Linked DNA regions of Homo sapiens: all the other regions are linked to region 3. Evidence: chromatin loops called from intact Hi-C (ENCODE). Cell type or tissue: heart left ventricle. All regions are shown on one strand. Links, peaks and the distances in the headings refer to the core of each region. The heading gives the core; the rest is flanking DNA.

The links. Hi-C counts contacts between places; a loop is a spot of excess contacts. Peaks named below come from ENCODE experiments on the same cell type or tissue, not always from the same donor. Only the 100,000 strongest peaks of a DNase experiment are listed, where the experiment ranks them.
Region 1: it touches region 3 in a loop (2.7-fold over the local background); 43 of 110 quality-filtered maps call a loop at or near these places.
Region 2: it touches region 3 in a loop (2.4-fold over the local background); 43 of 110 quality-filtered maps call a loop at or near these places.

Annotation. Positions count from the first base shown.
Region 1 is chr15:42,799,701-42,809,006 of GRCh38, reverse strand. The region is part of intron 9 of TTBK2 (tau tubulin kinase 2); the gene reads left to right. It also overlaps the pseudogene KRT8P50. Among named protein-coding and RNA genes, the nearest start is that of TTBK2-AS1, 65 kb to the right of the region's middle. In heart left ventricle, for the core only: a CTCF peak has its summit at 7,788 (motif pointing left); no DNase peak of the experiment used is centred there.
Region 2 is chr15:42,790,133-42,798,860 of GRCh38, reverse strand. It overlaps TTBK2 (tau tubulin kinase 2), which reads left to right. Exons shown (of 15, transcript NM_173500.4): 10 at 4,060-4,217. Among named protein-coding and RNA genes, the nearest start is that of TTBK2-AS1, 55 kb to the right of the region's middle. RefSeq lists a silencer at 1,116-1,410. In heart left ventricle, for the core only: a CTCF peak has its summit at 1,275; no DNase peak of the experiment used is centred there.
Region 3 is chr15:42,920,488-42,930,554 of GRCh38, reverse strand. It overlaps TTBK2 (tau tubulin kinase 2), which reads left to right and starts at 9,777. Exons shown (of 15, transcript NM_173500.4): 1 at 9,777-10,067. RefSeq lists enhancers at 9,156-9,255, 9,458-9,958, 9,959-10,067 and a silencer at 9,776-10,067. In heart left ventricle, for the core only: a CTCF peak has its summit at 3,660; no DNase peak of the experiment used is centred there.

The sequences.
Region 1 (9,306 bases), core at 6,546-9,045, 130 kb after region 3:
TTCATCTTGAGAAAAATAACTCTACTTTTAATCTGAATGGTCTCGTGAATTCATGCTGTCCCTGTGATTAATTTTACAGTTTGAGATTCATTCCTGAATTTGATTTTACTTACTGTTCTTTCAAGATTTTATTTTCTTCATTTAAAAAAATTTTTTGAGACGGGGTCTCGGTCTGTCAGCAAGGCTAGAGTGCAGTTGGTGCAAACATGGCTCACTGCAGCTTCAACCTCCAAGACTCAAGTGATCCTCCCACTTTAGCCTCCTGAGTAGCTTGATCTACAAGTGTGCACCATGCCTGGCTTTTTTTTTTTATTTTTTTTAAAGCAGAGATGAGGTTTCCCTATGTTGCCCAAGCAGGTCTCAAACTGGCCTCAAGCAATCCTTCTGCCTTGGCCTCACAAAGTGCTGAAATAGCCAGCATGAAGCCACCATACCTGGTCTTTTCTTTCAAAATTTTAGGTTTCTCATGGGACAACCAATAAAGTTAAAAAAAACAATAAACCTCCTCCAGCAACAAGCAAAAAGCATATCCATATTAAATATGACTGCTTCCCTAGCTACATCAAAGGTCAAATAGCAATGATATGTTTCCAGCTTTGTCTATTCTGAGCTAAGACCAAAGTCAGTTTTTTTGTTATAATCAAAGTGTTAAATGATGCAGTTTTACAGAGCCACTTTCACTTTGTGTATATTTTATAAATCTTTAAAAATTGGAATATCTTGCCATAGAATATTATTACTTCAACACGTTGCACATGGCCAACACCTCATCCAATAGCTGCTGCTGTTCACTTTGACATCAGTTGTGGACCTAGAGAGAGTAGCTATTTTGTTTTCTACCAGGAATCTTTCATGTGTCTCTCACTTTACAGTAAAGGTCGAAATTTGCTTTTGAGAAGTATTATATTATTTTGGGAAATTACATCAAGTTTATCTGTACTTAGTATTTATGTATGAGTCTGTTTTCCTAACTAGCTTTTAAATCCTGGAGAAACAGCCATGTCTTATTTTTTTAACCCCATATTACACCTGGCACCTAAATTTTCAACAAATGTTAGGCAAATTTAATTAAGTCTTTACTTTGGATCAACAGTCTCCTACACAGAGAATACAAGAAAAATTAACCCTATAAGTGCATAAATAATGTTTTCTGTCTGTTAAAATAAATGTGAAGATATCAGAATTATAAACAAGATTAAAGCAGATATGTTCCTATAAATATTGTTTTTGTCAGATTCTGAATATTATAACAACTATAAGAGACAGAGTGGGCCAAGCACAGTGGTTCATGCTTGTAATCTCAGCACCTTGGGCGATTGAGGCAGGAGTATCACTTGAGGCCAGGAGTTTGAGACCAGCCTGGGCAACATAGTAACACCCTGTTTCTACAAAAAACAAAACAACAACAACAACAAAAAACAACAAAAAAAATTAGCCAGGTGTGGTAGCATGCACCTGTAGTCCCGGCTACTTGGGAAACGGAGATGGGAGGGTTACTTGAGTGAATCAAGGCTGCAGTGAGCCATAATTGTGCCACTGCACTCCAGCCTGAGTGACAGGGTGAGACTCCATCTCAAAAATAATAATAATAATAATAATAATAGGATCACGTGATCCTGGTAACACAAATATCTTTATTAGAGTGTTCAAATTTGTTAAGCATCACTTAGCAAGTTGAGAAGACTAATGGAATCCATAAATATACACACCGTTGGTGAGCCTGAAACTAAAATGTGTATCTCAACCAGTTCACCCACTGCTACAACGTTGCTAATATCAGAGGATAGGATAGAGAGGAAATGCAAAGCTAAGCAAGCTTCATTAATCTTCTTAATATACTTTCCAGGTTTAGGAATGGGGCTATTTAAATGTAGATTACATAAAAATGCAGTAGATTTGCCTCTTGCTTTGGGGGACATAGAGCAGTTGTAGGATCCTCTGACTCTGATAACATCTGAATTAAATTTTTCTGAGGGCATAGATGCTACAAGGTTGAGCTGAAAACAAGGGGGAACCTCCGATCAAATAGAGTGGTCAAGGAAGGTCTCTTTCTAAAGCTACCATGTAAGGCCCAGGGGTGTCCAATCTTTTGGCTTCCCTGGGCCACACTGGAAGAAGAAGAATTGTCTTGGGCTACACATAAAATACACTAACAGTAATGATAGCTGATGAGCCAAAAAAAAAAAAAATCACAAAAAAATCTCATAATGTTTTAAGAAAGTTTACAAATTTGTGTTGGGTCACATTCAAAGCCATCCTGGGTTACAGGTTAGAGAAGCTTGATTGTAAGCCAAGCCCCAAAAGATGGGATTGTGTTGGCCATGTGAAGAGCAAAAATAAGAGGTAGAATGTTACAAGCCAAGGGAAGAACATGTACATGCATGGGCCCTAATGGGAGAAAGGACTGAAAGAAGACAAGTATGGTCAGACAATAAATAAGGAGAGAGACCAGGTTGAGGTGAGGTTGGAAAGAGTCAGAAACCAGATAATGCAGGGCCTTGTAGGCCTTTTTAAGGAGTTTGGATTTTTATTCTAAGTACAACACAAAGCGTTGGAAGTGTTATAAACAGGAGCATGGTGATCCAATTTGTGCTTTAAGAGGATTACTTTTGCGGTTATGTGCATCCAAATGAAACAAAGGAGAATCAGAGACTAGTTGGGAAGGTACTGAGATAAGCTGAGCTGTGCCTTGGAAAGAAATAAATTTTTTTAAATCAGTGTATTTTGTTTTGTTTTGTTTTTTGAGACATAGTCTTGCTCTGTTGCCCAGGCTGGAGTGCAGTGGTGTGATCTCGGCTCACTGCAACCTCTGCCTCCTGGGTTCAAGTGATTCTCTGCCTCAGCCTTCCAAGTAGCTGGGACCACAGGCACATGCCACCATGCCCAGCCAATTTTTGTATTTTTTTGTAGAGACAGGGTTTTGCCATGTTGGCCAGGCTGGTCTCAAACTCCTAGCCTCAAGTGATCCACCCACCTTGGCCTCCCAAAGTGCTGGGATTACAGGCATGAGCCACCATGCCTGGCCTAAAAATCAGTGTCTTAACACAATAAAGGTTCTTGATCATATAATACATTAGTCAAGTTGTACAGCTCTCCTAGGCAACTCTTAAGAGTAACTTGAAAATCCAGGCTCTGCCCATATATTGACACTGCTGTCTTTAATACATGGCCTTTTACTATTATCAGGAAAGGGTATAGTGTGGATGATGGCTTAGGGGTTTTACAGCAGGCCTGGAAGTGATCTACAACACTGGTGTATGCCCAGTAGTCAGAACTCAATCACGCTGGCCCAATTCTAACTGCAGGGGAGGCTAGGAGATAGAGTATTCCCTTGTGGCCAGGAGGCAAGATGATGATGGCCTTGACTTGAGAGAAGTAATAGAGATGGAGGGAAATGGGAGAATTGTTGCCTCTGCCCCATTACGCCTTATCTCCTTTCATTCCCCATTGTACTTATGTGATCTAGTCATATTAGACCCCTCGATGCAGTCAGATGAGACTACCAGCTCTTCTCCCAGTGTGCCCTACCTGGAACGTGCCTCTGTTTCATAACACTGCTTGTCTTGTGAAATTGAAAGCCCAACTCAGATGTCAGTTTCTCCGCAGCCTCCTCTGATTCCTTCAATTCCTTCCATATTCCATACTGGAGTAGTTTCTTCGGTTCAACTCTTAGAGCAGCAGTACTTTGTTTTGTCTCTTTATTATATAAGCTCCTTAAGAGCCAGGGCCTTGCACATTTATCTCAATTTTCTCAAGAACATAGCACAATGATAGGCATTTAATAAAAGTGAAAAATTTAATTAAATCTGCTTGATTATTGCTTCTATTGAATGTAAACCACCCAAAGACAGGACTGTGTTTTGTTAACATTTGTATTCCCAGCACCTAGGACAGTAGGCAGTCAATGTATGTCTGAAACAAGGAGTGGATATTTGATGTAGCTATAGAATACAATAGAGTCACACTATGTTTACATGACTCTCTTAAATTCAGCTGTGTGTTCAGGAGGTAGAAAAATCTTAACGTCTGTGATTCTGCCTGTCCTTTGGCTTAGTCATGCTTTATGGTGAGGGTAATGATTTAGTGCCCTCATGCATCTGCTATTCTCTCAGTCTTCTCGTTGACAGCAGTTCAGTGGCCCCAAATCAGGCTGCACCAGTATGAGTCCAGTAGTTGAAAGCAGAGTACTTTTTTTGGTACAAATGTGACTGCTGTCTGCAGCCAGCTTACTTTATCCACATTCATCTGAGGAAAAGACGTCTATTCTAGAGCTGGAGGAAAAACTGGCTCTGTTGCACCTATTGAGAAATGGTAGTATTCTGTACTTTATGGACATTTTAAGGCACTTTCAAGAATAATTTCAACTATATGCTGTTTTTACCTTGCCTGCTGACTGGCTGTAACTCTTCTTTAGTAGAAATAGCACCATACTTAAAAGACCTGTTTAAATTGATGCTTTGCCACACACTGTTTGGATAACCTTTCTAGATCTCAGTTTTCTAGTCTGTGAAATGGTGGAAATACTGACTTCACAGCATTGTTGTTAAGATTTTTTTTTTTTTTTTGAGATGGAGTTTTGCTCTTGTCACCCAGGCTGGAGTGCAATGGCGTGATCTCAGCTCACTGCAACCTCTACCTCCTGGGTTCAAGCAATTCTGCCTCAGCCTCCCAAGTAGCTGGGATTACAGGCATGTGCTACCACGCCCAGCTAATTTTGTATTTTTAGTAGACATGGGGTTTCACCATGTTGGTCAGGCTGGTCTCGAACTCCTGACCTCAGGTGATCCGCCCACCTCAGTCTCCCAAAGTGCCGGGATCACAGGTGTGAGCCATGGCAACTGGCCATTGTTAATATTTTTAATGAGGTAATTATGATAATAATTTATAAATTTTAAAGTATCATGTAAATGTAAGAAATGTAAGTAGTTTTACATGTACCACAGTGATGCTGCATTTGCTTGTAATCATCTCTCTCTTTTTTTTTTTTTTTTTTTTTTTGCACTCCTCGCTGGAGTACAATGGTACAATTTTGGCTCACTGAAACCTCCACCTCCCGGGTTAAAGCAATCCTCTCATCTCAGCCTCCCAAGTAGCTAGGACCACAGGTGTGCACCACCACATCTGGCTAATTTTTATGTTTTTAGTAGAGATGGGGTTTCACCACGTTGGCCAGGTCTCGAACTCCTGACCTCAGGTGATCGGCCCGCCTTGGCCTACCAGAGTGCTGGGATTACAGATGTGAGCCACCGCACCCTGCCTAAAATCATCTCATTTTTCTTCACTCAGCATTACCTTCTATGTTAATAGAACTTCTTTTATTTCCTCTTTGCTGCTTTGTCCTGTCACAGCAATAAGAAAATGTTGTTTACCTTTTTTATTGGCCTTGTGAGGAGGCACTGAAAAGCCTTAGTGTACTATATTTCCAGGCAGTTTACCTTTTGGACTGACTGAGCCCCTGAAAGGGAAGACTGATATCATCCAGCACTTTTGGCTGAGTAAGTGACCATGCTGCCTTACCCTGCCTCAGGTCCTGGGGCAGCCAACCACATGGGGCACTTCTGAATCTCCAGTATCTTAATATACAGTCATGTGCCACATAATGATATTTCAGTCAATGATGGATTGCATATACGACAGTGGTCCCATAAGCTTATAATACTGTGTTTTTACTATACCTTTTCTATATTTAGATATGTTTACATACACAAATACTTACCATTGCATAACAATTGCCTACAGTATTCAGTACAATAACACGCTACACAGATAGGTAGCCTAGTAGCAATAGGCTATACTATATAGCCTAGGTGTGTAATAGGCTGTACCATCTAGCTTTGTGTAAGTACATGTATTAGTGAGGGTTCTCTAGAGAGACAAAACTAATGGAATAGAGATATATATATAAAGGGGAATTTATTAAGTATTAACTCACATGATCACAGGGTCCCACAATAGGCCGTCTGCGGGCTGAGGAGCAGGGAGAGCCAATCTGAGTCCCAAAACTGAAGAACTTGGAGTCTGATGTTGGAGGACAGGAAGCATCCAGCATCAGAGAAAGATGTAGGCTGGGAGGCTACGCCAGCCTCACCTTTTCACATTTTTCTGCCTGCTTTATATTCACTGGCATCTGATTAGATAGTGCCCAGATTAAGGATGGGTCTGCCTTCCCCAGCCCACTGATTCAAATGTTAATCTCCTTTGGCAACACCCTCACAGACACACCCAGGATCAATACTTTGTATCCTTCAATCCAGTCAATTTGACACTCAGTATTAACCATCACAGTACACTGTATGATGCTTGCACAATGAAATGCCTGTCGACACATTTCTCAGAATGTATCCCCGTTGCTATGTGACACCCGACTTAATGGTGAAAACAGGTAAAGGTTGCAGCTTCTTCAACTCATTCTCTTTATTTTATTTTATTTTATTTTTGCTGGTTTAGTTTGTTAGAGGATGGGTGCAGTTAAATTTTTTTCTTTACCAATGTTGCTAAAATCCCCAAGAAGAGCAGAGAAGTAAAGACTGTGTGCAGACCAAGAAGCAGCTTCTCCACTCCTTCTGGGATTCCGTCTGGTTCGGCCCGCCTGCCTCCACCATGTCCATCAGGGTGACCCGGAAGTCCTACAAGGTGTCCACCTCTGGCCCCCAGGCCTTTAACAGCCTCTCCTACACGAGTGGGCCTGGTGCCTGCATCAGCTCCTCGAGCTTCTCCCGAATGGGCAGCAGCAGCTTCCGGGGTGGCCTGGGTGCAGGATATGGTGGGGCCAGTGGAGGCATCACCACCATCACTGTCAACCAAAGCCTGCTGAGCCCTCTTAACCTGGAGGTGGACCCCAACATCCAGGCCGTGCGCACCCAGGAGGAGAAGCAGATCAAGACCCTCAACAACAAGTTTTTCTCCTTCATAGACAAGGTACGGTTCCTGGAGCAGCAGAACAAGATGCTTGAGACCAAGTGGAGCCTCGTGCAGCAGCAGAAGATGGCTCGGAGCAACATGGACAACATGTTCGAGAGCTACATCAACAACCTTAAGTGGCAGCTGGAGACTCTGGGCCAGGAGAAGCTGAAGCTGGAGGCGGAGCTTGGCAACATGCATGGGCTGGTGGAGGACTTCAGGAACAAGTATGAGGTTGAGATCAGTAAATGTACAGAGATGGAGAATGAATTTGTGCTCATCAAGGAGTATGTAGATGAAGCTTACATGAACAAGATGGAGCTGGAGTCTTCCCTGAAAGAGCTGACTGCCAAGATCAGCTTCCTCAGGCAGCTGTATGAAGAGGAGATCGGGAGCTGCAGTCCCAGATCTCGGATACATCTGTGGTGCTGTTCATGGACAACAGCCGCTTCCTGGACATGGACAGCATCATCCCTGAGGTCAAGGTGCAGTACGAGGAGATTGCCAACCGCAGCCAGGCTGAGGCTGAGAGCATGTACTAGATCAAGTATAAGGAGCTGCAGACGCTGGGTCAGAAGCATGGGGATGACCTGTGGTGTGCAAAGACTGAGATCTCCTAGATGAACCGGAACATCAGCTGGCTCCAAGCTGAGACTGAGGGTCTCAAAGGCCAGAGGGCTTCCCTGGAGGCTGCCACGCAGATACCGAGCAGCGTGGGGAGCTAGCCATTAAGGATGCCAATGCCAAGCTGTCTGAGCTGGAGGCCGCCCTGCAGCTAGCCAGTCAAGACATGGCGCGGCAGCTGCGTGAGTACCAGGAGCTGATGAACGTCAAGCTGGCCCTGGATATCAAGATCGCCACCTACAGGAAGCTGTTGGAGGGCGAGGAGAGCTGGCTGGAGTCTGGGATGCAGAACATGAGTATCCATATGAAGACCACCAGCAGCTATGCAGGTGGTCAGAGCTTGGCCTATGGGGGCCTCACAAGCCCTGGCCTCAGCTACGGCCTGGGCTCCAGCTTTGGCTCTGGCATGGGCTCCAGCTCCTTCAGCCACACCAGCTCCTCCAGGGCCGTGGTCATGAAGAAGATCGAAACCCGTGATGGGAAGCTAGTGTCTGAGTCCTCCAACGTCCTGCCCAAGTGAAGCCCCTCCCAGCCTGTCCCTCCTGCGGCTGCCGCAGAGCCTAGGAGGGAGGCCACTGTGCAGGGGAACACAGGGAACGGGAGACCCACCCGAGGCTCAGCCCTAGCCCTCAGCCCATCCGCGAGGGAGTTTACTACCTGGGGACCCCCCCTTGCCCATGCCTCCAGCTATGAAACAATTCAATTGCTTTTTTTTTTTTTTCCCAAAATAAACCTCGGCTAGCTCTGCCAAAAAAAAAGACTGTATGCATTTCTTTCCCTCTATTGCATCTACTTATCACTGAAGTGGGGCAATTTCTTTTGCTCTAAATAATCTGCCTTTCAATCAGCCAAGCCAACATTGCCATAGTGCTCTCCTGCTTAAGTACTTTATTGATCCACTAATTTTCCATTTATTAACTGAGAATTCAGGAATCAGGATTCTTAGTGAGTTCTTAATATCACCTTACAAATAATTCTTGGTTTTGCAAAAGCTGGACTTGGTCTACACTCTCTTTGAAAGGGCAGACTGGGATTTCATATGGAGGTAAATATGATACAGTTATTGATTGCATTTTGTGCTAAGGATGAGAGGAGTGCTTCCCTAAGGCATTGTGTGTATGTCAGATGACTGATTGCCATAAAGAATAAGGGTATTTTAGGTAGTAGGAGCTTGCACCAAGCATCTATGTAGGCTGCATATAGGTATATAGTCAATTTATTTTAGAATAATATATTTTTGTTGGTTAATTTTTTCTAGTTATTAAAAGTAATATGTGGTCATTATAAAAGTTTTAGAATTAACAGAAAAATAGAAAATCTAGATTATTCAGAATCTCATTATCCTGACATAGTAATTGACTTTTATTATTTATTTATTTATTTTGAGACAGGGTCTCACTCTGTCACCCAGGCTGGAGTGCAGTGGTGTGATCTTGGCTCACTGCAAACCCTGCCTCCTCGGGCTCAAGTAATCCTCCCACCTCAGCCTCCCAAGTAGTTGAGACCAGAAGTGTACACCACCACACCTGGCTAATTTTATGTATTTTTGGTAGAGATAGGGTTTCACCGTGTTGCCTAGGCTGTAATTGACTTTTATTACTTTGTATCTTGAATAATTTGCTTTTGAAAAATCATTGTATTGAATATCCCATCAGATTTAAAATGGACTGCTTCTTATTCATAAGTGCAAGTAGAAGAGGGGTTGACACAAATAATCCACACAGTGGCCAAATAAAAAGTAATGCAGGGCCGGGTGCGGTGGCTCACGCCTGTAATCCCAGC
Region 2 (8,728 bases), core at 147-2,646, 130 kb after region 3:
CCTCTTCAAACAACTTCCCCTTCACTTAACTGCTTCTCTTCCCTACATCCATTTACAGAAGATTCACTTTCCCGAAGATAATTGCTTCTGGTGTTTCTCACACTGTTTCACCAGTTACTCCTCTGGCAGCCAAGTATAAGCATATTTCTCAAGAAGTCTGGGAATAGCCTTACAGTATCAACCATAAGTCCAAAATTTCTTTGTATTCTCCTGATTTATCTTAAAGGTTCATTTAAATTTTGCCTTCCAACTTCTTTGTGTTCATTGTATTATGAAATATTGTAATAAATGTCATACCTCTGTGTAAAATACTTGAGGAAGCTGTGCCACATTGTCAAATGACTTTAAATTCTCTCTGGCATATGGCTGCATCCCCTGGGGGTACATGTTACCCTAGTTTGAGAAACTTAGACTCTAAATGTAGGTGAATTTGTATTTTCTAAGAATGTATTATTAAGTAAAATAAGGAGTCAGATGTATACTAGATTTTCAGAGATTACCAATGAAGAGATATGGGACATGCCTTTTAGAGGGAAGCGTTGGAATCATTTTGAAGATTTTTTTCAGATTTTTCCCTTCTCCCTTTCCAGTTTGAGAATTACTGCCACAGTGAGTCCCTGTTCTGATGGGAAAGTGCTTTGTTCCCCAGTGACATTGGGATATAAAAAAGAATGAGAGGCTGGGCATGGTGTCTCATGCCTATAATCCCAGCACTTAGGGAGGCCGAGGTGGGTGGATCACCTGAGGTCAGGAGTTTCAGACCATCCTGGCCAACATGGTGAAACCCCGTCTCTACTAAAGATACAAAAATTAGCTGGGCATGGTGGCGTGTGCCTGTAGTCCCAGCTACCCAGGAGGCTGAGGCAGGAGAGTCGCTTGAACCCGGGAGGCGAAGGTTGCAGTGAGCCGAGATCGCACCATTGCACTCCAGCCTGGGCAAGAAAGTGAGACTCCGTCTCAAAAATAAATAAATAAAAATAAAAATAATAAAAAATAAAAAAGGCATGAGGACTATTCAAATTTAACAGGCACACACATATATATATATACACAGACATGTATTCACACACTACATATACTGTATATACTATATAGATGACTTACAAGGTAATTTTTATTCTCAAATCTATTTGACTCACTGAATTAAGAGTTTTCTGTTTTTATTATTTATCATAACCAAATGTGATGTAACACATTCAGTTACCAAAAAAAGTAAGTCCCTGACTTGTCCTGTTTCTACTATTCCAATCTGAGGAAGGTTAGGATTTAGCGCCACCCTGCTCCCGAATTAGAAAATTATTTTGCTAGATTAGAAATGTTTTTCTCTAAAATATCTGCAGACCTCTGCCCAGTCTGACCATTTGTTCCCACTAGGGTGCCTTTAAGTGCCTCAGTGCTTTTAGCTTTCCTATTTCTTTTGTTCTGTGTCCTCCATCTTTCTGCCTCCTGCTGCTGGTGTCTAATATCACCATCGTAGTAACAAACTGTTTCTAATTTGAGGTCCAGTGCCATAGAATACATTTTCTAAGACATACAATACTGTGACAGATGTAAGAAAATAATTCCATGATAAAAGGACATCTGACATAAAAGCCATTTAGGATCATTCCTGTTGCAGCACAGTACAGACAGAGAATTTAGCAGTGGCAGTCTAAGTGCTCACATAGCAAGGCTCCCCTGTATGGGGATTCCACCTTCCAGGAAGCATGCATCTCACTCTGTGAGAACCTATGAGAACCTTGATTTCAGAGTTAGGAGAGAGGGTCAAAGGTCTGGCACTTCAATTCCCTAGGTTCCAGTCCATCTTTATTTCCTCCTTTGTGTTTTCTACGGCCCTCTACCTCTGACATTTGGAGAAGTCTAAGCTATAACGTAGGTGACTTACATGAACAAAAATAGGACCCAAATAAAATTTCTCAGATTTTATAACTATGTCTTTTCCAGTTCCCTTTATCTTTTTAGTTTCTTTTTCTGTATTTACAATTCTTCCTTTTGGAACTTAAATGAAAGATTAAATCATGTGAGTCAGTAAATATTATTACAAATTAACATGTATTATTGGAATGTTTTTAGGAATGTTATGAATAAGGTAATGTATGAGATCCTGGAGACACAATGATGAGTAAGCTCAGATTAATGTCAGCATCTTGGAGCATATAGTCTGGGTTGAAAGAGAAATTAATTAAATACAGAAATAACTATACATTTACAACTGATAACATTTGATCATCCTCCTTAGTGAAATGGTTTCTTCACTTTAGTCTAGAATACCAGACTCGTGGTTTTCCTGCCTCACTGGCCACTCCTTTTTTGTTTCCTTTGCTGAGTCTTTCTCTTCTTTCACCTAAGTATTGGAGTACTCTAGGCTATAGCCCTTGATCTTTTGCTCTCTATTCTTCCTCAATAATACCAGCTGGTTCTATGGCTTTAAATAATATCTCTCTCTCTCTCTTTTTTTTTGAGACCCGAGTCTCGCTCTGTCACCCAGGCTGGAGTGCAGTGGCACAATCTTGGCTCACTGCAGTCTCTGCCAGGCTCAAGCAATTCTTGTGCCTCAGCCTCCCGAGTGGCCGGGACTACAGGCACCTGCCACCACACCTTGCTTATTTTTGTATTTTTAGTAGAGATAGAGTTTCACCATGTTGGCCAGGCTGGTCTTGAACCCCTGATCTCAAGTGATCCGCCCACCTCAGCCTCCCAAAGTGCTGGGATTACAGGCGTGAGCCACCGTGCGTGGCCAGTATCTCTTGATATCTATATGCTGATGACACCCAAATTTATATCTGCATTTCCTATTCCTCCCTAAACTCACTGCTTTCCATGTCACTGCACTGACCCAGTGGCTCAGGACAGAAATCTATGTGCAGTTCTTATCACCTTTACTATTACCATGCTGGTTCAGCTGACAGTAATCTCTTAACTGGTCATCTGTTCCAAGTACCCTCATTCCCATCCCTGTTTATGGCATCTATTGACCACTTAATAGCTGAAGTAATCTTTTTTTTTTTTTTTTTTTTGGAGAAAGATTCTCATTCCGTCACCCAGGTTGGAGTACAGTGACACGATCTTGTCTCACTGCAGCCTCCGCCTCCCAGGTTCAAGCAATTCTCATGCCTCAGCCTCCTGAGTAGCTGGGATTACAGGCGTGTACCACCACACCCGGCTAATGTTTGTATTTTTAATAGAGACAGGGTTTCACCATGTTCGCCAGGCTGGTGAAGTAATATTTTTAAAGCCTAAATCAGACCTGCGCAAAATCCTCCAAAGAAGTGCTGATTTCAGGTCTGGGGCAGGAAATGTACAAGATGAATCTCAGAGGATAGGATAGTAACAGAGTTCCAGAAATGATGAGGAGAGAATAAAGCTATAATCATAAAATTGGAAATGTTGCCTATGACAGAAACAATAGAGGCCTTTTATGAGACCCTTCTTAAGATCACATCAAACTTTAGGAATTGAAAGACAAAAAATGAAATTATACAGGATATAAATCAAACTAACAGAATATAAATCAAGCAATTTTTTGATAATTTATATATGGAGACACACAAACATGCACACACATATTTTAAGAATTTTTTAAACCTGCAAAAAAAAAAAAAATGAAGGAAAGCACAATGAACTTCTATATTCCCCTTACCTAGACACGTTACATGTTAACACTGGCTACTTTTTTAGGTTGAAACATATAAAAAGTCCTTGTTTTGTTTTGTTTTGACAAATAAATGATAAAATAGATGGTTCAATTGAATGCACAAACATATACACTTACACACAACACACATCCTTTAGCCAACCATCTGAGAGTAGGTTATAGATATGATGCTTCATTATGTATCCCTCGAAAACAGAAACATTCTACACAACGGAGAAAAATCAACATTAATTCACTATCATCATCTACATATAGTTCCTATTCAAATTTCGCAATTTGAGCCATCAGTTTTTAAAGAAAATCACATTACAAAATCATTTTATGAGTCTGGTGTGCTTTCTCTTATAGAATAAAGTGACTATGTTTACTGTTCACTTACTCTAGTTTTTTTCTTTGTGGTTTAGCTTCTTACATCCGTGTTTGACAATAGCATCAAGACTTTTGGAGTAATTGAGAGTGACCCTTTTGACTGGGAGAAGACTGGAAATGATGGCTCCCTAACAACCACCACTACTTCTACCACCCCTCAGTTGCACACTCGCTTGACCCCTGCTGCAATTGGGTATGTCCTAAACAGATCATTTGGTGGTGTCTTTCCTGGATGTATTATATTTGCAAAAATTTACTTCATCCAGATTCCCTCAGATGACCAAATGCTAAGACATCCGGGAAAGCCTGTGGATCTCCTCGAATTAACATTGCTCTTATGTACGCCTTTGGAATTACTTGCTTTAGATAGTACTAATAGATTATACTGTGAAATGGGAGCTTAGAGCTTAGAGCTTATGTGACTTGTTGATATCAAATTTATAATGGGTATTCTTCAAAATGAGGACCAGCATTAGTTGTGTTTCCAAATAACATATGGAACCCTGAAAAGAATGTGCCACAGTTATATCTAACTATACTGTGCCAAAGTTTAGTGGGAACAAAGCATGTAACATGTTCCTCTTAAAGTGATTTAACCTTCATAATGTATTAAGAAAAGGTTATGATCTATTTCCGTGATCTTAGTTTTTTATTGTTAATGTTTTTTCCTCTACGTGTATTAGAGTTCCTTTTGTCTTTTATTTTGTTTTTTTATTTGTCTTTTTTTTTTTTCTAATTTTTTACCTGCTTTGGTTGTTTCAAACTTTTTGGTCAAAAAAAAAAAAGGTAAATACCCAAAATGCTGAGGCAGAAGGATCACTTGAGCCCAGGAGTTAGAGGCTGCAGTGGGCTATGATTGTGCCACTACACTCTAGCCTATGCAACAGAGTGGGACCCGTCTCTGGGGAAAAGAAACTGAATAGGGACAAATTATCATACAATTTAAGTTAATTGGGACATTATACCACTCATCCATTGCTTTTATTTTTTTTTTTTTTAAACATGGAGTTTCATTCTTGTTGCCCAGGCTGGAGTGCAGTGGCACAATCTCAGCTCTGCCTCCTGGGTTCAAGCGATTTTCCTGCCTCAGCCTCCCAAGCAGCTGGGATTACAGGCCTTTGCCACCACGCCCGGCTAATTTTGTATTTTTAGTAGAGACGGGGTTTCACTATGCTGGTCAGTCTGGTCTCAAACTCCTGACCTCAAGTGATCTGCCTGTCTTGTTCTCCAAAAGTGCTGGGATTACAGGCGTGAGCCACTGCGCCGGCCTGATTTTTTTTTTTAAGAGATGGAGTCTGGCTGTGTTACCCAAGCTGGAGTGCAGTGGCTATTTATAGGCACAGTCATAGTGCACTATGGCCTCAAATTCCTGGGCTGAAGCAATCCTCCTACCTCAGCCTCTCTGGACTACAGACATGCACCCTTGTGCCCAGCTGTGATTTTTATATTGAAAGATGGGATCACTAGAACTTGTTGAATCATCGGAAGAGTTTTCATAGACTCACATAACTGGATAGTATCACTGACTATCATGTCTAAGCATTCCTAAATGTGAGACCCTGACTAGACCCAGAATCACCACGGATGTTTTTAAAAAACGCCTATTCCTGGGACCTACCCTAGACCTACTGAATCAGAATGCCTAGAAGTGGGGCACAGAAGTCCATATGCATCAAGTATTTCTCATGCTTATCAGAGTTTGGGATCCACTGCCCTAGGTCCAGCCACCCTATCTTACAAGTGAGGAAATAATCCTAACACTGAAGTAAATCCAACTTTAGGTAAATATTAGTGGCAGAGCTGGAGCCAGTCCAGAAATTTTGTTCTAGTGTTTTTGTCCTTCCCCTTTGATTGTTGTTAGAAATAAGTCTCAAACTTGCAAAAATCCAGGTGATAGCACTTCAGGGACCTAAAGACAATGAAGGCAGTTTATGTTCCCATCTTCCAATATTTTCTCCAAAATAACACAGAATAACAAAGAAGGAAAACTAAAGCTACACAGAAAAACCATGTCCTCAGCGTAACTTGTAGAAGATGCCTAAGCTTCAAAATAACTGTAAATAAAAAGAGAGAAAAAAATGAGACCACAAATCCTAGTGCAGTATCTTTCATGCTCTTGCCTCACCTACCCCTGCCAGAAGACTTTATAAAGACAGATCAAGAAAAACTGTGGGGAAGATGAAAATTAGCAATGGGATGTAAGGTTGATCTAAAACCAGTGCCATACTCCAGCTGTCTTTCGATCCCAAAAAATAAATAAATAAATAAAACCAGTGCTAGAAAGACTAAACCCATGCTAATAAGGAAAATACTAAAAAGTGTCCTGATAGATCAGATGATGAATTTCAGGGAAGTAAAAATATGCATAATTCAAAAGAAAAAAAAGGGAGAAGTGTCCTTCATTAGTGGAGTGACGGAGGAAAAAAGATGTATCAATTTGGGTCCAGTCAGGAGACAGAAACTACACAGTAATTTGAATAGGGAAAAAAAATCAAAGAATTATTTATGGCTACACAATAATTATACATATATATGGGATACATGCAATATTTTAATACATGCATGCAATGTGTTGTGATCAAATCAGGGTCATTAGGATATCCATTACCTCAAACATTTATCATTTCTTTGTGTTGGGAACATTTCAAACCTTCTACCTATTTTGAAATATACACTAGTATTTTTGTTTGTTTGTTTGCTACAGAGTCTCACTCTATCACTGTCCAGGCTGGAGTGCAGTGGCGTGATCTCGGCTCACTGCAACCTCCGCCTCTCAGGTTCAAGTGATTCTCCTGCCTCAGCCTTCCGAGTAGCTGGAATTACAGGCATGTGCCACCATGCTAATTTGTGTATTTTTAGTAGAGAGGGGGTTTCACCATGCTGGGCAGGCTGGCCTCGAAATCCTGACCTCAGGTGATCCACCTGCCTCGGCCTCCCAAAGTACTGAGATCACAGGCACGAGCCACCACGCCCAGCCTACACAAGCTATTGTTAACTATAGTCAGTAATAGGGAATTGGAATAACATAGGATTGATTAATAAGAAATAAAGATAAATATAAAGAATACAGGTACAGGAATAGCAGATACAAGGTCCAGCCATGATGCCTAGGACTGAGTGAGATTAAACATCCAAGCAAGAACTGACCCACCCCTGCCCAAGGGCTGAGGTTCAGACCTTATTGGGAGAGGAAGAAATGAAATCATAATTGATTGAACTCAGGAAAGAAATAGAAGGCAAAGACAAAATTATCTCATAATTGAAGAATATATTAAAAAGTGCACAAAGGAGAATAGACATAAGTGAAAATTTAATAGAAGTCATTGAATAAGGACAAAGAAAAAACCCTGAGAGAATGAAAATGAGATAATTCAAAAGAGTTAGAGAGAAGGTAATGCAAATTGAAGGCAGAGAAGAAATAACAGTCAGGTTGTTGGAGTCCCTGAAGAAGAAAAACAAAATAATATGTTAAAACTGAGAAACCAAATAGTAGAAGGTTAGATTTAAAAACAGAGAACTGGCTGGGTGTGATGGCTCATACTTGTAATCCCAGCAGTTTGGGAGGCTGAGGCAGGCGAGTCACAAAGTCAGGAGTTCGAGACCAGCCTGTCCAATATGGTGAAACCCCGTTTCTACTGAAAAATACAAAAATTGGCCAGGCACCGTGGCTCACGCCTGTAATCCCAGCACTTTGGGAGGCCAAGGCGGGCGGATCATGAGGTCAGATCGAGACCATCCTGGCTAACACAGTGAAACCCCGTCTCTACTAAAAATACAAAAACAAAATTAGCCAGGCATGGTGGCAGGTGCCTATAGCCCTAGCTACTCGGGAGGCTGAGGCGGGAGAATGGCGTGAACACGGGAGGTGGAGCTTGCAGTGAGCTGAGATTGAGCCACTGCACTCCAGCCTGGATGACAGAGCGAGACTCCATCTCAAAACAAACAAACAAACAAAAAAAACACACAAAAATTAGCTGGGCATGATGGCGCACACCTGTAGTCCCAGCTACTCCGGAGGCTGAGGCAGGAGAATTGCTTGAACCTGTGAGGCAGAGGTTGCAGTGAGCTGAGATCATGCCACTGCATTCCAGCCTGGGCAACAACGTGAGACTCCGTCACAAAACAAACAAACAAAAACTCACAGAGAACTAAGAGCATTTAAAAAGGTTTATGTCCAAAGATAAGCATTAGAACAAAAAGGCAAAACTTCTGAAATACCCACCCCCCAAATTATTTATAAATTAAAGTACGGGCCAGGCACAGTGGCTCATGCCTGTAATTCCAGCACTTTGGGAGGCCAAGGTGGACAGATCACTTTGAGCTCAGGAGTTTGAGACCATCCTGGGCAACATGGTGAAACCCTGTCTCTACAAAAAATACAAAAATTAGCTGGGTGTGGTGTTGTGCACCTATAGTCCCAGCTACTCCGAAGGCTGAGGCTGGAGAATGGCTTGAGTCCAGGAAATGGAGGTTGCAGTGACCTGAGATCGCGCCACTATACTCCACCCTGGGCAGCAGAGTGAGATCCTGACTCAAAAAAAAAAAAAATAGACAAAGAATACATCTTGTAGAGGAAGAAATATAGCAAGTATAGCAAGATACTGTGCACATAATAATAAAATACTATGACAAAGCTTTCCTCCTATGTTCTCTTCTAGGAGTTTTATAGTCTCAGGTCTTAACATATAGGTCTTTTATACATTT
Region 3 (10,067 bases), core at 2,646-5,145:
TGCTTTATTGTATATCTATCCACCTATCCATCCCTCTATTCATTCATCAATCCCTCTTATTTTTGGGAGGAAATTCAAAGTCAATTGCAATAATTAATACATATGCCCCCCAATGTATTTTGCATGCATATAATTAACTAGAACTCAATATTTTTTGCAGGTTTTTTCTTTTTCTTTTTCTTTTCTTTTTTTTTTTTTTTTTTTGAGACAGGGTCTCACTCTGTTGCACAGGCTGCAGTGCAGTGGTGCGATCACACCTCACTTCAGCCCCAATCATCTGGGCACAATCCTCTCACCTCAGCCTCCCAAGTGGCTGGGACTACAGGTGCATGCCACTATACCCAACTAGTTTGTTTCTATTTTTGTAGAGAAGGGTTCTCACTATATTGCCCAGGCTGGTCTTGAACTCTTGGGCCCAAGCAATGCTCCTGCCTTGACCTCCCAAAGTGCTGGGAAAGGCATGTAAGCCACTGTGCCTGGCCAGTTTTTAATTTTGATATAAAATGTACATTCAATGAAATGCACAAATCTTAAGTGTACATTCATGGAATTTTGACAAATGCAGGCACCTGTGTAACCCAAAACCCTATTAAGATATAGAACATTATCATTACTCTCTATACTCTTACCAGCTAATACCAGCCCCTGTCTACTCAGAGGCAACCATTGTTCTGATTTTTTTCTATCATAGATTAGTGTGTCTTGTGCTAGAGTTTTATATAACTGGAATAATCCAGTATGTTCTCTTTTCCATAAGACTTCCTCACATAAATAGAATCATATAATATGATGCTTTGGCAAGGTTTATTTCATTCAGCATATTGTTTTTGAGATTCATCCATGTTGTTTTGTGTATTAGTTTATTTTTAGTGTTGAGTGATATTCCACTTATGAACATAGTACAGTCTGTAGTCTGTTCTCTTTCGGACCTGAGCTGTTTCCTATTTTGGGATATTATAAATAAAACTACTTTGAACATTCTTGAGTTAGTCTTTTTGTGAAAATATGTTTTCATTTCTTTTGGGTACATATCTTGAAGTCAAACTGCTGATTCATAGGATAGATATATGTTTAGTTTGAAAGAAATGTCCAGATCTTTTTTTCAACATGAATGTACCATTTACATTCCCACCAACAATGTATGAGAGCTCTGGTTGCTCCACGTCCTCACAAACATTGGATGCTGTTAGTCTTTATAATTTTAGCTGTATAGTAGCTACCTTATATTTTTTGCCCATTTTTCTATTGTTTTAAATTCTATTTTCCCTTGATTTTTAAGCATTTTTAATATATCCAAGATATTAGCTCTTTATCTGTGAAATATATTTTAAATATTTTATCTCACTGATTTTGACTTTATAGTTTTAATTCCATAAAAGTTCTTTCAATGTTTTGTAGTTAAATTTTTCAATCTTTTCAAAAATTACATCTGGATGTTGAATTATAATTAGAAAGCCTCTTCTCACACCCAGGTTTAAAGGAATTCATCCATGTTTTCTTCTAGTACTTGTATGATTTCACTTTTTATATTTAGATCTCTGATCCATTTGGAGTTTATTCCTGTTTGTGGTTCAATTTTATTATTATTTTTAACCATCTAATCTGGTTCTCTGGACACTATTTCTAAGAGGGTCCATCTTTGTCCGAACTATCTGAGATGTCACCTTTATCATATATAAAATGTACTTGAGTTCATTCTCAACTTCCTATTACATGCAACTAGAATTCAAAGTTTAAAATTTTTATTTTTTCCAGTTGTTTTTATTTTCCCAGCAACGAATTTTTTCAAAATCTGTGTGAGCAAAAAAACGAAGTTTCAGTTCACTAAGAAAACAGGAGGCCAGGCGAGGTGGCTCACACCTGTAATCCCAGCACTTTGGGAGGCCGAGATGGGCGGATCACCTGAGGTCAGGAGTTTTGAGACTAGCCTGGCCAACATGATGAAACCCCATCTCTACTAAAAATACAAATAAAATTAGCTGAGCTTGGTGGCGGGCACCTATAATCCCAGCTACTGCCTCCTACTGAGGCAGGAGAATTGCTTGAACCCAGGAAGTGGAGGTTGCAGTGAGCCGAGGAGGTTGCACTCCAGCCTGGGCGACAAGAGCAAAACTCTGTCTAAAAAAAAAAAAGAAAAGAGGAATAAGTATACTGTCCTTCTGCAAGGCTAGAACTCATCTCCAACTGGATCTGGATATTCCCCCACAGACTTGCAACCCTGACTTGTTTAGAGCAAGCTTAACATGCGAGCACACAATGAGATGCCGTGCTAAGAATAAGCAGGGACTCTATTTGAATGCTGTTTATCAGACAGACTGACCCAGGAACGCAAAAAGTCCCGTTTCTAGTTCCATACTGCTGTTACCACTCCCAAGGTAAATTTCCTAGGATTGTTCTCTCTTCTGTCTATTCTGAGGTCTCCACACTGAAGGATTTTCTTTGTTGTTTTAACAATCACCCTTGTTGTGTTTCTGGATAAGAGTTGAGGAAAATAAAAAAGCATTTTGCTGGGTGCAGTGGTTCAAACCTGAAATCCTAGTGCTTTGGGAGGCTAAGGTGAGAAGATACCATGAGGCCAGCGGTTCAAGACCAGACTGCGCAATATAGTGCTAGCCCTGGCCCTACAAAATAATAATAATAAAAAAGATGAGGTGGTACACTGCTGTAGTTCTAGCTACTGAAGAGGCTGAGGTGGGAGAATTGCTTGAGCTCAGGTGTTCAAGGTTACAGAGAGCTATACTGGCACCATTGCACTCCAGCCTGGGCAACAGAGTGATACCATTTCTTTTCTTTGAAAGCATCTTAATACAGAAAAATGCAGAAAAAGGCAAACCCAGAGGTGTTGATAGCACTTGTTTGAAAGGTAATACAATGTGACATCACTTGTATTTTTGTACTTATTAGTATTTAACTTTTTGCATTAATTATTTTAAAATACCTACTGAGTGTACTTAATATTTACAGAGTGAAGAAGGTATGGGGAATACACAGTATAAGAAATTATCCCTCTACATTCTATAAAAATAAGATGTACAAAAACTATAATTCAAAATAGCATATATAGGAACCACATCTTATATATTTTTAATCCTCCATAGGATATCCTATGGTAGCCTTGATGTAGGTGCTTAATACATTTCTGGAAATTTTTATCTGCCATCTATGAATATATTTTATTTGGTAGAACATACAATTCCCAAATAACACCACCGGAAAAATATTTTAAGATCATCTTTGGCCCGGCGCAGTGGCTCATGCCTGTAATCCTAGCACTTTGGGGGGCTGAGGCAGGTGAATCACCTGAGGTCAGGAGTTCGAGACCAGCCTGGCCAAGATGGTGGAAACCCGTCTCTACTAAAAATACAAAAATTAGCTGAGCATGGTGGTTCATGCCTGTAATCCCAGTTACTCGGGAAGCTGAGGCAGGAGAATCACTTGAACACAGGAGGCAGAGGTTGCAGTGAGCCGAGATCGTGCCGCTGCACTCCAGCCTGGGCGACAGAGTGAGACTCCGTCTCAAAAAAAAAAAGATTATCTTTTTCATGAGCATAATCAGGTCTTTAAAAATGATTAAAATCTTTAGCCACTGGCTAGTCGGCTTTGATTAATGTCAAAAATATAAGACCAGTTTTGCTTCAATACACCTTGCAGTGGAACACTATTATCGCTAGGGTGCGCTATTAGCATTGCTAGCCAGTTAATGATCCTGCCAGAAGAGCCTGAAAATCACAGAAAGCTGTCCAGTGTTTGGAGTGGAGTGGCAGGTTCCTGAACTAGACTGAAAGTCACTGAACTTTTTCCAGACTGTCACAGGCACAATCATAACATCACCCCACTACTTTCTCATTTTAAAAATATGAGTATACAACAATAATATATTAATGGGGCCGGGCGCAGTGGCTCACACCTGTAATCCCAGCACTTTGGGAGGCCGAGGCCAGCGGATCACCTGAGGTCAGGAGTTCGAGACCAGCCTGGTTAACATGATGAAACCCCGTCTCTACTAAAAATACAAAAAAAATTAGCTGGGTGTGCTGGCAGCCACCTGTAATCCCAGCTACTAGGGAGGCTGAGGCCGGAGAATCACTTGAACCCGGGAGGCGGAGGTTGTGGTGAGCTGAGATCGCACCATTGCACTCCAGCTTGGCCAACAAGAGCAAAACTCCATCTCTGAAAAAAAAAAATTATATATATATATGACCTTGCAACAAAAATATGAGCAAATATGTGTAGCTATAATTCACTCTTCTAATAAAACCTGCAAAAAGTTAACAGTTAATGATATAATTATTCTGTGTTTCATAAAAGGCCTAAACAGGAAGCAGATCAAGAAATAACCACAATTAGAATTACTTTGTGAATGTAAACTCTTTTAGTTTCTTTTCTCACTTTACTAGGTCTAATCAATGTCAATCTTTTCTGATATTACGGTCTATTTTAATCATCATCATTAAACACAAATTGATATCAATAGGTTAAAAGGCGATAAACTCATATCTCCCAAATTGAGAGTTTTTTGCCTTGCCCGCTCAACACCGTTTTCTCTTACCTAATTCTTTTTGCTTGAAATTTCTTTAATTAGAAATCAGGGCCTGGTGCAGTGGCTCATGCCTGTAATCCCAGCACTTTGGGAGGCTGAGGCAGACGGATCACGAGATCAGGAGTTCGAGACCAGCCTGGCCAACATAGCGAAACCCTGTCTCTACTAAAAATACAAAAATTAGCCAGGTGTGGTGGCACATACCTGTGGTCCCAGCTACTTGGGAGGCTGAGGCAGGAGAATCGCTTGAACCCGGGAGGTGGAGCTTGCAGTGAGCCAAGATGGTGCCATTGCACTCCAGCCTGAGTGACAGAGCAAGACTCTGTTTAAAAAAAAAAAAGAAAATAAATCAAGGCTGGGCGCAATGGCTCACGCCTGTAATCCCAGCACTTTGAGAGGCTGAGGAGGATGGATCACTTGAGGTCAGGAGTTCAAGACCAACCTGGCCAACACGGTGAAACCCCGTCTTTACGAAAAATACAAAAATTATTCTGGCGTGCTGGCAGGTGACTGTAATCCCAGCTACTTGGGAGGCTAAGGCGGGAGAACTGCTTGAACCTGGGAGGTGGAGGTTGCAGTGAGCCAAGATCGTGCCACTGCCCTCCAGCCTGGGTGACAGGGTGAGACTCCATCTCAAAAAAAAAAAAATCAAGTCTTTTACTTAAAAGTAAAATTTTCACTAAAAAAAAAAAAAAAAAAGAACAAAGTTTCAAAAACACAAACACTTGAGGTAGTGAATATATTTGATGTGAATGCCTTTCTGTCGAAATCAGAATGCAGCTGATACTGACTTAAAGAAATGAAGCTCTCAGAGAACCCCAAGGATTTGGCCTTTGAGTATCTTTATATGCTGTATACCTCTCTTATAGCAGTTATTACAATGTATTCTAATAAGATTTGCATGTTTGCTAATCATTACATTGTGAAACCCTGAGGGACAGGACTGAATTTATTCAAATTTGCTTTCCCAGTGCCTATCAGAGTAGATGGCATTAGTAGGCTCTATAAAAACTTGTTTATGGGGGCCGGGTGTGGTGGCTTACGCTTGTAATCCCAGCACTTTGGGAGGCCAAGGCAGGCGGATCATGAGGTCAGGAGATTGAGACCATCCTGGCTAACACGGTGAAACCCCATCGCTACTAAAAATATTAAAAAATTAGCCGGGCATGGTGGCGGGTGCCTGTAGTCCCAGCTACTCGGGAGGCTGAGGCAGGAGAATGGCATGGACCCGGGAGGCAGAGCTTGCAGTGAGCCGAGATTGCGCCCACTGCACTCCAGCCTGGGTGACACAGCAAGCCTCTGTCTCAGAAAAAAACAAAAAAACTTGTTTATGGGGATTTTGTTTGTGGATTAAGTAACATTCAAATAGAAACTTATTTGCTGAAAAACTGAAAAACAGGGCTGCTTGCTGGTTTGCAGAAATGCTTGAGCACCAGTTCACTATTGAGTTTCATGTTTCAAAGCACTGCGTAATGAGTTTAAAAAAGAGATTTATTGAGATATAATTAACATAACATATATTTACCCACTTCTCATGTGCAACTCTGAGATTTGTTTCTAAAGAGAGAGATAGAAAGAGAAAAGGGCAGAGGTCTCTTTTCCTTGAGTTGCACACTGATTCACACTGTGGTGCTGTCCTAATAACAATGTGATGTAAATGACACATCTAGATCCTTTTCTGTTTGGATTATGGGAAGAAGGTTACAAAGTGGTACCTAAAGATAGGCAGAAGAGGACATAAATGGAAGGAAAGGAAAAGAAGAAAGAGATTCTTCAATATGTTATTTATTTCATGCTAGGAGAAAAGAAGCTGTGTTAAAAGGGGCTTTATGTCCTGTGTGGGGACTTTTTAATGTCTGAACTTTGGACATTGTATCTTTGAATATGCTGTAAGACTGATCCTAGAGTCTGTCTGATTCCTTTAGACTTATCCAGGGACACATCCTTAGACTTGAGTTATTCCTCTCTCTTATTTTCCCAAGTCTTACTGTATTCGTTATCTCTTGCTGCATGACCAATTATCCCAAAAATTAATGCTTAAAGCAATAGTAAATATTTACTATATCACATAGTTTCTGTGATATAGTAACACATTTTAGAAGTGGCTTAGCTGGGTAGTTCTGGCTTGGAGTGTCTCACAAGGTGGTGGTTAAGAAGCCAGCTGGGCTTTCAGTCATCTGAAGGCTTGACTGGGGCTGGAGGATTCATTTCTAAGAATGGCTCACTAACATAGACGGCAAACTGGTGCTGATTATTGATGTGATGCTTCAGTTCCTTGCCAGGGGAACACTGCATGGAACTGCTAGAGTATCTTCAGGAGAAGACAACTGGCTTCTCCCTAAATAAGTGATCCAAGAACACATAAGGCAGAAGCTACAATGTCTGTTATAACCTGGCCTTGATATTCCCACACCATAATTTCTGGAAAATCCTATTGGTTACACAGGTCAGTCCAATTCAGTATGGAAAGGAATAAATAAGAATGAGAGTAAGTGAGGTAGGGATCATTGGGGGCCATCTGGAAGTCTGGCTACCACATTTATGTATTAGAGACAGAGTCTTGCGTTGTCACCCAGGCTGGAGTGCAGTGATGCAATCATAGCTCACTGCAGCCTCGACCTCCTGGGCTCAAGCAATCCTCCCACCTCAGCCTCCTGGGTAGCTGGGACTACAGGGGCCAGCTAATTAAAAATATATATTTTTTGTAGAGACAGAGTCTCACTATGTTGCTAGGGCTGGTCTCCAACTCCAGGGCTCAACAGATCCTCCTGCCTTGGCCTCCCAAAGTGCTGGGATTACAAGTGTGAGCCACTATGCTCAGTTTATTTCTTAAAAGAGATACATGCATATATATTTGAGTTTTATATATATACTTGAGATCTATCTATATCTATAACTCAAAGGGGATTCCTAAACTCCAGTACCAGCTCTTGAATAACATATTACATTGACATTTAGCCTGACTGAAAGAGTATCTCTGGGGACAGCTCAATAATTCTAAAATGGAAAAGACTGGAGAAAAGGGGAGGCTTTTATTGCTAAGCCTAATTTCAATGAATCTGGACATTTTTTCCCTAGAAACTTTTTTTTTTTCTTTTTTAAAGACAGGGTATCTCTGTTGCCCAGACTGGAGTGCAGTGATGCGATAATAGCTCACTGCAGCCTTGACATCCAGGGCTCAAGCAATCCTCCTGCCTCAGCCTCCCAAGTGGCTGGGACTACAGGTGCATGCCACCACACCTGGCTAATTTTTGTATTTTTAGTAGAGACAGGGCTGGCTAACTAAAAATTTTTTGTGTGTAGAGACAAGGTCTTGTTATGTTGCCCAGGCTGGTCTTGAACTCCTGGGCTCAACCGATCCTCCTGCCTCAGCCTCCCGAATAGCTGAGACTACAGGGGCATGCCACCATGCCCGGCTAATTAAAAAAAATTTTAAATCCATGCTTCCGTGATCATTTTGTGTGTGTGTGTGTGTGTGTGCAGAAGGAGTCTCCTTATGTCTCCTTACATTGCCCAGTTTGGTCTTGAACTCCTGGACTGAAGTGATCCTCCCACATCAGCCTCTCAAAGTGCTGGGATTGCAGGCATTAGCCACTGTGCCTGGCCCCTATAAACTTCTTTAATTTTAAAGAAAAATATTTACAGAAACCCTAATGTTTTCTTATTCAAATTATGTGATTGGTCAATACTCTGAAATGAATGAAGTACTCTATTAGACATAGTAATAGAAAAAGTAACGTGTGGTTTTAATCAGTAGAAATAAAAAACAATTTGGCAACATCTTTATGTTTGCATAGAACAAGATGAGCTGCATCATCACTTGCCTTTAATGTACATTTTGTCCTGCTTTCAATCCAAGGATCTGGACATGACAGAGAGTAGAGATGCCTGCTGTTTTTAAAAAGAATGGCAAGAGGCTGTGGCACTTCCTGAGCAAGAAGAAACAGATTCTATAGGAACAGTTCCAAGATTGAATATAGGATTAGTCATTTACCTTTCTATATTCTTAATCAGCTTTAATGACAATGTCACTTGAGTGAAGAAAAGGATTTAAAGTAAAAATGAAGTTCATAATTCATTACATTCTTTCCATTCATGGCAGAACCCTGGGGATCATTGTGATTCTTAAGTAGAAAGGACATTAGATGTGGGGCGTATGAGAGACCTGAGTTTTGGTTTTGCCACTGATTAGTTTATAGCCTTAGGAAAGCTGTTTAGCGTTTTTCATGTGTTTTCTCTACTGTACACTGGTGGGCAAAGATGGGAGAGGTGCTTAATCTTAAGGTTTTCCTTCGCCAAAGCGACTGACACAACACTAAATAGAAACGCATCCTGCACAGCGTCCTTGCTCCGCCCTCCTCGCTTTTCTTTGAAAGTCTTTGAGCACCTCCCGCATACACTTGCTCAGCATCGCATACTGGTGTGCACCGGGGCTGGCCATTGAGTCTTTAGCTGGTGGTGTTTCACAAAGGGAATGAAATCTTGTTCTTGGGTTGTGAAACCGTAAGGACACTCCGGTCTCCAAGTTGACATTCGTTTATGGAAGTGCCCATCTCCTTTCCTCGTCACACCTAAGGCCCTTCCCCAGTCCCCCAAAGATGATTAGCTTCACGTTAGGCGGTTCTGGGGACGGCGCCAATTTGCGGGATGCTGTCAGCGCTGATGCTGAGGAAGAGGATGGATCCTTAAGGCTTGCAGGGCCTCACGATTTGGGCCCTTCATCGCGACTGCCTCAGTGTGTAATTTCGTATCGTGACAAAGCATTTCCGATTTTATTCCGAAAAGCCCAACCATGGGGTCCCAACCATCCCTCTATAACCAATTTAACTGTCACGCTAGGAGAACACCTATGTGCGCAAACTACTTGTCTCGGAAGCCCTACTTCTCTCCTCGGGACAGGCGGGGAGTTGCGGCTATGGCTGGAACTACGAGGCCCAGAATTCCTAGGCGCATGCGCGCTGCCATTGTGATGCTCCTTTCCCGGTAACTCGCCCTCTCAGGCAAACCTGAAGATAGCGGCAATTCTCCGGTGGGGGGCGGAGACGGTTTCTGCCCGACTCTCCGCCCCCTTCGTGATAGGCAATGGGACTAGCCAACCGACGCTGCGAGTTCGGAACGCACTCTCCAATCAGCACCTGTAGCGGAGAGGTGGGCGTGCGCGCTGGCAGGGCAGGTGGGCTAGGCTGTGTCGGGTTACGAGGGGGGAGAATAACGTCGGGTCGGGTCAGCGGGCTCTGCAGTAGTCGCCGCAGCGGCGATGGGAGCGGTGGGGACGAGGCGGCGGCGGCGGCAGGAGGGGGAGCAGGTGCTGGCACAAGAGCAGCGGCTTGGGGGAGCCGGCAGCAGCAGTAACAGCAGCAGCAGCCGCCGCCGCCGCCGCCAGTAAACGCGGACGGTACCCCAGGGGACTACCCAGCCGGCCGGCCCTGGAAGCCGCGCTCGGGTCCCGCCGCAGTCGGCGGTGGGGGATGGGCAGGCAGTGGCGGTCCCGCCTGCCGAGGGTTAACCCCCGCCGGTCCCGGTCCTG